Linked DNA regions of Homo sapiens: region 2 is linked to region 1. Evidence: read pairs that join two places in POLR2A ChIA-PET (ENCODE). Cell type or tissue: IMR-90. All regions are shown on one strand. Links, peaks and the distances in the headings refer to the core of each region. The heading gives the core; the rest is flanking DNA.

Region 1 (4,391 bases), core at 64-4,063:
GGCCCAAAGCTAGGCCTCTTGCACCAAACAGCCAAGCTGTGAATGCAAAGAAAAAGTTATTGAAGGAAATTACAAGTGTTACTCCATTGAACACTAATGATAAGAAAGCAAGCTGTGTGTGGTGCATGCCTGTAGTCCTAGCTCCTCAGGAGGCTGATGCAGGAGGATCGCTAGAGCCCAGGAGTTTGAGGCTGCAGTGAGCTATGATCACACCACTGGATTCTGTTCTGGGTGACAGAGAGAGACTCCATTTCTTTAAAAAAAAAAAAAGAAAGCAAAACAGCCTTATTTCCTGATATGGAGAATGTTTGAGTGGTCTGGATAAAGATCAAACCAGCCACATTTCCTTAAGCCAAACCTAATCCATAGCAAGGCCTTAACTCATTTCAATTCTTTGAAGGCTGAGAGAGGTAAGGAGGCTGCAGAAGAAAATTTGAAAGCTTGCAGAGGTTGGTTCATGAAGTTTAAGGAAAGAAGCCATCTCCATAACATAAAGTGCAAGGTAAGGCAGCAAGTGCTGATGTAGAAGCTGCAGCAAGTTCTCCAGAAGATCTAGCTATGATCTTGAAAAAGGTGGCTACACTACACTTTTGCAATGCAGATGAAACAGAAGATGCCATATAGGACTTTCATAGCTAGAGAACAGTCAATGCCTGGCTTCCAGGCTTCGAAGGCTGACGCTCTTGTTAGGGACTAATGTAGCTGGTGACCTTACATTGAAGCCAGTGCTCATTTACCATTCAGAAAATCCTAAGGCCCTTGAATCTGAAGCTAAATCTACCTATACCCTGCCAATGACTAACAAAGCCTCGGCAGATGACAGCAGATTTGTTTACAGCAAGGTTTACTGAACGTTTTAAGCCTACTGTTGAGACCTACTGCTCGGAAAAAAAGATTTCTTTCAAAATATTACTGCTCATTGACAATGCACCTGGTCACCCAAGAGGTCTGATGGAGTTGTACAAGGAGACTGTTGTTGTTTTCATGCCTGCTAACACAACATCCATTCTGTAGCCCATGGATCAAGGAGTAAGTTTTACTTTTACTTAAGAAATACACTTCATAAGGCTTTAGCTGTCACAGGCAGTGGTTCCTCTGATGGATCTGGGCAAAGCACATTGAAAACCCTCAGGAAAGGATTCACCATTCTAGATGCCATTAAAAACATTGGTGATTCATGGAAGGAGGTCAAAATGCAACATGAACAGGAGTTTGGAAGAAGTTCATTCCAAGACTTCAGTAGAGGAAGTAACTGCAGATGGGGTGGAACTAGCAAGTGAACTAGAATTAGACATGGAGCCTGAGGATGTGACTGAATTACTGCAGTCTCATGAGAAAACGTAAATTGCTGAGGCATTGGTTCTTGTGAATGAGCAATGTGGTTTTTTAAGAGGAAATCTACCAGCGAAGATGCTGTGAACATTGTTGAAGTGATCAAAGATTTACAGTAGTGCATACTTAGTTGATAAAGCAGCGGCAGGGTTTGAGAAGATTGACTCAGATTTTGAAAGTAATTCTACTGTGGGTAACATGCTGTCAAACACCACTGCATGGTACAGAGAAATTTTTCATGAAAGGAAAATGCAGTTGATGCAGCAAACTTCATTGTTTTGTAGAACGTGTCCCTCAGCAGACGTATTCCTGAAATACGAGCAGAGGAAAGTTCTTGTGTTTTTATCTTAACTAAGAATGCATGGTTTACCTTCTAAATATCTTACACATTATATAAAGTTGAGTTTTATATTAATCCATTTACATAACCTGTTCCCTCAGTTGCCAGACATTTCTTAGGAGCCCCTTCCTCTGAAGTTCCTCTGTGATATGTGTATGTCAAGATACTTGTGTGTATGTGTCCAACTCATAATCCACATGTCCAGTGACTAAGTCCAAGTCATAATCTTTGACTCGTGCTTCCTGTATTGCAGATATACAAAGAATTTGGATACCATAAGTAGGAAAAGCTTTGGGTAACACATATTTAACTTTTTTCTTACCAGCTCCAGTTGAGGAAAAGATGTACAGTTGTAAATCACAGTCTACAATTTCATAAAGAAAACTATCTTTAGGAAAGGGCTTGATTGCACACACGAGTTATTTAAAGACTCCTTGGCCAGGCATGGTGGCTCATGCTTGTAATCCCAACATTTTGGAGGCCAAGGCGAGTGGATCAGGAGTTCGAGACCAGCCTGCCCAACATGGTGAAACCCTGTCTCTACTAAAAATACAAAAAATTAGCCTGGCGTGGGGGTGGGTGCCAGTAATCCCAGTTACTCAGGAGACTGAGGCAGGAGAATCGCTTGAACCCGGGAGGCGGAAGTTGCAGTGAGCTGAGATTATGCCACTGCACTCCAGCCTGAGCAACAAGAGAGAAACCCAGTCTCAAATAAATAAAGACTCCTGATATCGCTGCAGAATGTGCAAGTGCTCGCACCAGGCACATGCACACACACATTGATTATAATGCTAATAAAAGGCGTGGTGCTTCCCTCCTATTAGCCAAAGGCATGCGAAACCTCTCCCTTTGCCCACCCAAAAAAGTTTTAAGAGCTAAGACCTTAATATAAAGCTCTAGGCCGGGCACAGTGGCTCATGCCTGTAATCCCAACACTTTGGGAGGCCGAGGTGAGAGGACTGCTTAAATCCAAGAGTTGAAGACCAGACTGGGCAACATGGCGAGACCCCCATCTCAAAAAAAAAAAAAGAAAAGGCCTCTGCCTACACGAATCAAATGTTCAGATGCAGGCCGGGCGCAGTGCCTCACGCCTGTAATCCCAGCACTCTGGAAGACTGAGGTGGGTAGATCACTTGAGGTCAGGAGTTCAAGACCAACCTGGCCAACATGAGGAAACCCCGTCTCTACTAAAAATACAAAAATTAGCTGGGCATGGTGGCGCGCACCTGTAGTCCGAGCTACTCAGAAAGCTAAGGCAGGAGAATCGCTTGAACCTGGGAGGCGGAGGTTGCTGTGAGCCGAGATTGCGCCACTGTACTCCAGCCTGGGTGGAAAAAAAAGTTCAGATGCAGTTACCTGGAAGACTGAATTTTCACCACTATTCCAGCTCATCTTGTTAACATACACATGGTGTCTAGTATGTTAGCCATTGCCGTGCAGGGCACTGCAGCTGTGCTCCCGATACTGGTGGCTGCCTCGGAGCCCGTTTGATGGAAGCAGTGACAGCAAGCGCTCCAGAACTGACAGGACAGCGCTCCGGAAATGTGGGGCATCTGGAAGTTTATGTCCTCAGGGCTTGAGAGCTGAAGAAGCATCTGCATGTTTGACACAGCTTAGTATTCAGATTTCTTTTGGCACCAAGAGGGCCAGACACTGTGGGTCCCGTGCTGGGAATGGTCACAGCTGCTGCAATGAGGCAGGTTGTCTGTGAATCGAGGGCATGCGGCTCACTTGAAGCTTGCCCGTCTTGTATACATTCTTCTTTGCTTTGGGGCTGCCTTCTGACTGCAGCAATCGTCTATCTGTTGTCCCTGATCTGCCTCCATCCCTAACCCCCTTCCCTAGGGTGACAGCAGAAAGCTTCACATCCCAATTCCTCCCAGCAGCAAGAGTTTTTAGGAGAGTAGAAAGCCAAAGATGAGGATTTCTGCAGCTCTAACCTGAACCTCAGGCTCGTGAGCAGACATTGTGTGGAGCCTCTAGGGAATAGCGTGGCCGAGGAGGGAGCGAGCCCACGTCTGCACAGGAGAGCCTAACGAGCAATGCAGCTTCTACAGAAAAGTCACTCCTTTTTTTTTTTTTTTTTTTTTTTTTGAGATGGAGTTTCGCTTTTGTTGCCCAGGCTGGAGTGCAATGGCGCGATCTCGGCTCACTGCAACTTCCGCCTCCCCACGCTCCCCACCCCCCTCCCTCCAGTTCAAGTGATTCTCCTGCCTCAGCCTCCCGAGTAGTTGGGGACTACAGGCGCCTGCCACCACGCCCGGCTAATTTTGTATAAAGACACGGGGTTTCTCCATGTTGGTCAGGCTGGTCTCAAACTCCTGACCTCAGGTGATCCGCCCACCTCAGCCTCCCAAAGTGCTGGGATTACAGGCGTGAGCCACCATGCCCACCCAGTCACTTCTTTTTCTAAGAGAGAGGGTCTCACTCTCAGCCAGGCTGGAGTGCAGTGGTTCAGTGGTGCAAAGCTGCTCACTGAAGTCTTGAGCTCCTGGGCTCAAGCGATCCTCCCTCATCAGCCTCCTAAGTAGCTGGGACTACAGGTGCATGCCACCATGCCTGGCTAACTTTAAAAAAAAAAAAATGTAGCGACAGGGGTCTCCCTATATTGCCCAGGCTGGTCTGGAACTCCTGAGCTCGAGCGATCTGCCCACTTCGGCCGCCCAAAGTGCTGGAATTACAGGTGTGAGCCACCATGCCTGGCCACTTTCTGTGTGTG
Region 2 (4,391 bases), core at 298-4,297, 270 kb before region 1:
TGAGCCTCGGAGGTCAGGGCTGTAGTGAGCCATAGTTGTGCCACTGCACTCCAGCCTGGGTGGAGTGACACCCTGTCTCAAAAAAAAAAAAAAAAAAAAAAGTAAAAGAAAAAAGGCAAGCTCTGGAGCCAGGCTGCCTGGGTTAGAGTGCTGGTCCTGCCTCCCTAAGATCATGTGTCAGGCAATTGCTTAATCTTTCTGTACTTCAGTGTTTCCTTTGAAAAATAAGGATAATATTAGTATCTGTCTTATAGGTTTGTCATGAGGATTAAGTAATAAATATAAGGTACTTAGAACAGTATCAGCACAAAGAATCAATGCTCAATAAATGTTTGCTATTTTGAAATTAGTCTTGTGGCCAGGCACGGTGGCTCACGCCTGTAATCCCAGCACTTTGGGAGGCTGAGGCGGGCAGATCACAAGGTCAGGAGATCGAGACCATCCTGGCTAACACGGTGAAACCCCGTCTCTACTAAAAATACAAAAAAATTAGCCGGGCGTGATGGTGGGCGCCTGTAGTCCCAGCTACTCGGGAGGCTGAGGCAGGAGAGTGGCGTGAACCCAGGAGGTGGAGCTTGCAGTGAGCCGAGATCATGCCACTGCGGTCCAGCCTGCGCAACAGGGCGAGACTCCGTCTCAAAAAAAAAAAAAAAAAAAAATTCACTCTTTACTTCCAGCTGCCAAAAATTTATATTATACGTTAAATAATTTTTCAACTTACACTGATTAGAAAGAGAACAAAAAGCCATGTGGCACAATGTAAAAATGTTACCAACTCTAACTGCAAAACTTTGGGTATATAATGTTAACTAAAGAAAGCAGTGATTCTAGTATAAGAATTAAAAATAATCTTAGCAGCACTATTCATGATAGTCTCAAACTGGAAATAATCAAATGTAGCATCAAAAGTACCATGGAAAAATTATGGCTTATGTATACAACTTAACACCACAGAGAAATGAGAACGAATGAACTATGGCTACTTCCAACAACATGGGTGAACCCCGCAAAGGGAATGTTAAGAAAGGAAGCTAGATGCTGTAAGTATATACCACAGAATTCCACCAATAGAATACTGACTAGGACGCATTATGGGGTCCTCTGGAATGCTGACAATGCTCTATGTCTTGATCTGAAAGCTGGTTTCACAGAGGGTTTACTGCATGAAAATTCACCAAGCTGTATATTTATGATTTGTGCACTTTTCTCATGTACGTCATACTTCGATAAAAAGTTAAAATAATGGCTGAGCACAGTGGCTCACGCCTGTAATCCCAGCACTTTGGGAGGCTGTGGTGGGCAGATCACCTAAGGTCAGGAGTGTGAGACCAGCCTAGCCAACATGGCAAAACCCCAACTCTACTAAAAGTACAAAAAGTAGCCAGGCGTGGTGGCGGGCACCTGTAATCCCAGTTACTCAGGAGGCTGAGACAAGAGAATTGCTTGAACCCAGGAGACGGAGGTTGCAGTGACCTGAGATCACGCCACTGCACTCCAGCCTGGGCGACAAGAGCAAGACTCCATCTCAAAAAGAAAAGTTAAAATAAAAAGTACTATGCAGTTAACCATGTCACTAAAATCCTGTATTTCTAACCTCCTGAAAAGATGATACCTCAGGTCATTCCAAAAAATCCCTTAGCAAATATTTACTGAGAGCTTCTCTATGTGCATGACACTATCTTATGAGCTGGGGATATAAAAGTAAATGACACTTCATCATTCCTTTCAGAAGCTTACTTTCGGCTGGGTGTGGTGGCTCACACCTGTAATCCCACTACTTTGGGAGGTTGAGGCGGGCAGATCACCTGAGGTCAAGAGTTTGAGACCAGCCTGGCCAACATGGTGAAACCCCATCTCTACTAAAAATACAAAAATTAGCCAGGTGTGGTGGCGGGCACCTGTAATCCCAGCTACTCAGGAGGCTGAGGCAGGAGAATCGCTTGAACCCAGCAGGCAGAGGTTGCAGTGAGCTGAGATTGCACCACTGAACTCCAGCCTGGGTGACAAGAGTAAAACTCTGCCTCAAAAAAAAAGAGGGCCGGGCACAGTGGCTCATGCCTGTAATCCCAGCACTTTGGGAGGCTGAGGTGGGTGGAGTGGGTGGATCACCTGAGGTCAGGAGTTTGAGACCAGCCTGGCCAACATGGTGAAACCCCATCTTTACTAAAAATACAAAACTTAGCCGGGCACAATGGCACACGTTCGTAATCCAGCTGCTTGCGAGGCTGAGGCAGGAGAATCACTTGAACCCAGGAGGCGGAGGTTGCAGTGAGCTGAGATCACGCCATTGCACTTTGGGGAAGCTGAAGCATGAACTGCTTGAGCTCAGGAGTTCAAGACCAGCCTGGGCAACATGGCGAAACCCCACCTCTACAAAAAAATACAAAAATTAGCCGGGTGTGGTGGTGCATGCCTGTAATCCCAGCTACTCGGGAGGGTGAGGTTGGAGAATGGCTTGAGCCTGGGAGGCAGAGGTTGCAGTGAGCCAAGATCACGCCACTGCATTCCAGCCTGGGTGACAGAGCAAGAGAGACCCTGTTTCAAGGAAAAAAAAAAAAAAAAGGAAGAAAGGATTGTTTAGGAGGGCCTTTCTCATGAAGAAACATTTAAGAAAACAGTAAAGGAGGCAAACCATTGGAGTCTCTAAGAAAATGAATTTCGGCAGAGAAGCTAGTGGAAAGACTGAGACAGGATGAGCTTAATGTCTAACAACACAGGGAAGCCAGTGTGGCTGCAGGTTAGGCTCTGCAAAGCAGCAGTCTGGCAGAGCTCCTGTGAGCATGACTCTTGTTATGCTGGCTTTTTGCATATGGGGCTCCTGCGAACTTGGAACGTGAGGAACTGAATTTTAAATTTATGAATTAAACTGTAAATAGTTACATGTAGCTAGTGGCTACTGTATTAGCACAGATATACAGCCTCATAGGCCACAGTAAGGGCTGTGAATTTGAAACCATCCTCAAAGAGTTAAAGAAACCAATGACTAACAAATTCTTGAGTTTGGACTGGGCGTGGCTTACACCTGTAATCCCAGCATTTGAAAGGCCAAGGTGGGTGGATCACTTGAGGGCAGGAGTTGGAGACCAGCCTGGCCAACATGGCAAAACCCCGTCTCTACTAAAAATACAAAAATTAGCCAGTGTGGTGGCGTGTCCCTGTAATCCCAGAGGCTGAGGCAGGAGGATCACTTGAACCCAGGACGGCAGAGGCTGCAGTGAGTTGAGATCACATCAGTGCACTTAAGCCTGGGCATCAGAGGAGACTGTCTCAAAAAAAAAAAAAGAAAGAAATTATTGAGTTTGCAGGGTAGCAGATAAGAAACTACTTGGTAAAATACTGAAACTTCCTCCCCTTATGGGATAAAAGAACTGGCTGAAATTGGTTGGAACCAATATGGCCAAGTAGAGTCTGCAGAGAACAAGCTTCCTGGTGTCGCAAGCTGACTCTCCATCACGTTTCATACTCATTCCCCTGAATTGGCACATGAGCCCTATGAGTTAGCATGAGGAGATAACTGTGCATGCCCAAGGACCTTCCAGATGTCCCCTTTCCTTCCATCGCTCACCTACTGATCTCAGAATCCACCCTCTGAACCTTTTCTAATAAAAACACTGCCTTGAAGTCAGCACAGGGAGGCAGATTTGAGGTCGACTCCTGTCTCCTTGGGAGTCAATTTGCAATATAAAGCCTTTCTTGTCTCAAAAACCTGGTGTCACAGTGCATCAGGAAGCGAGCCCCTTTTCCTGGATCACAATTTTGAGTGAGAGGAGAAGCCACTGGAGGGTTTCAAAGAGAGTAGTGATGTGGTGTACGTTTAGAGGATCATCAGTGCTGCTGTTTGTGGGAGGCAGATCAGCAAGTTAGTCAGGGGCATGAAGATGACACTGGTTTGCACTCAATGACAGCAGTGGAGGAGGAAAGAAGTCGGATTCAGAATATTTTATGACATATACATAATTTGATATATACATAGTTTATATGTAGATGCCACCAGCTGAAAGGTAATACAAATGGAATAAACCTCTAATATTAATATGCTTACATTTTTTCACCAATGCTACCCGAACTGAAAATATGTTAACACTCAAGATAAAAGCCCTGCTTCCTTTCTATATAATCATGAAAAGACAGTAACACATCTGAAATATTGTAAGATTATTTCTCTGTAGAATCAGATCTTAACTGTACATATGGTAAAAACAGTAGTAATTTTTGAATCTTAATCCCTAATGTTACTTATTTTCTCATTACACTTTAATAAACAAAAAGGCAAACTACAACATACTAACCTTAATAAAAATGGATCTTAACTGTAGAGCCACCAGCTTTCTTGAAGGCAATGAATACACTATAAAAACAAGAAGAAAATGAAATCATATGACAGTGAAGTT

Evidence for each region. Peaks named below come from ENCODE experiments on the same cell type or tissue, not always from the same donor. Only the 100,000 strongest peaks of a DNase experiment are listed, where the experiment ranks them.
Region 2: POLR2A ChIA-PET joins it to region 1 with 5 read pairs; 4 of 35 experiments call an interaction of 5 or more read pairs at or near these places.

Annotation. Positions count from the first base shown.
Region 1 is chr18:12,440,643-12,445,033 of GRCh38, reverse strand. LOC105371998 (a long non-coding RNA gene) reads right to left here. Exons shown (of 6, transcript NR_136514.1): 5 at 1,459-1,641. Among named protein-coding and RNA genes, the nearest start is that of PRELID3A, 35 kb to the right of the region's middle. In IMR-90, for the core only: no CTCF peak of the experiment used is centred there; a DNase peak (open chromatin) is centred at 1,893.
Region 2 is chr18:12,712,659-12,717,049 of GRCh38, reverse strand. It overlaps PSMG2 (proteasome assembly chaperone 2), which reads right to left. Exons shown (of 7, transcript NM_020232.5): 3 at 4,290-4,348. Among named protein-coding and RNA genes, the nearest start is that of PSMG2, 12 kb to the right of the region's middle. In IMR-90, for the core only: no CTCF peak of the experiment used is centred there; no DNase peak of the experiment used is centred there.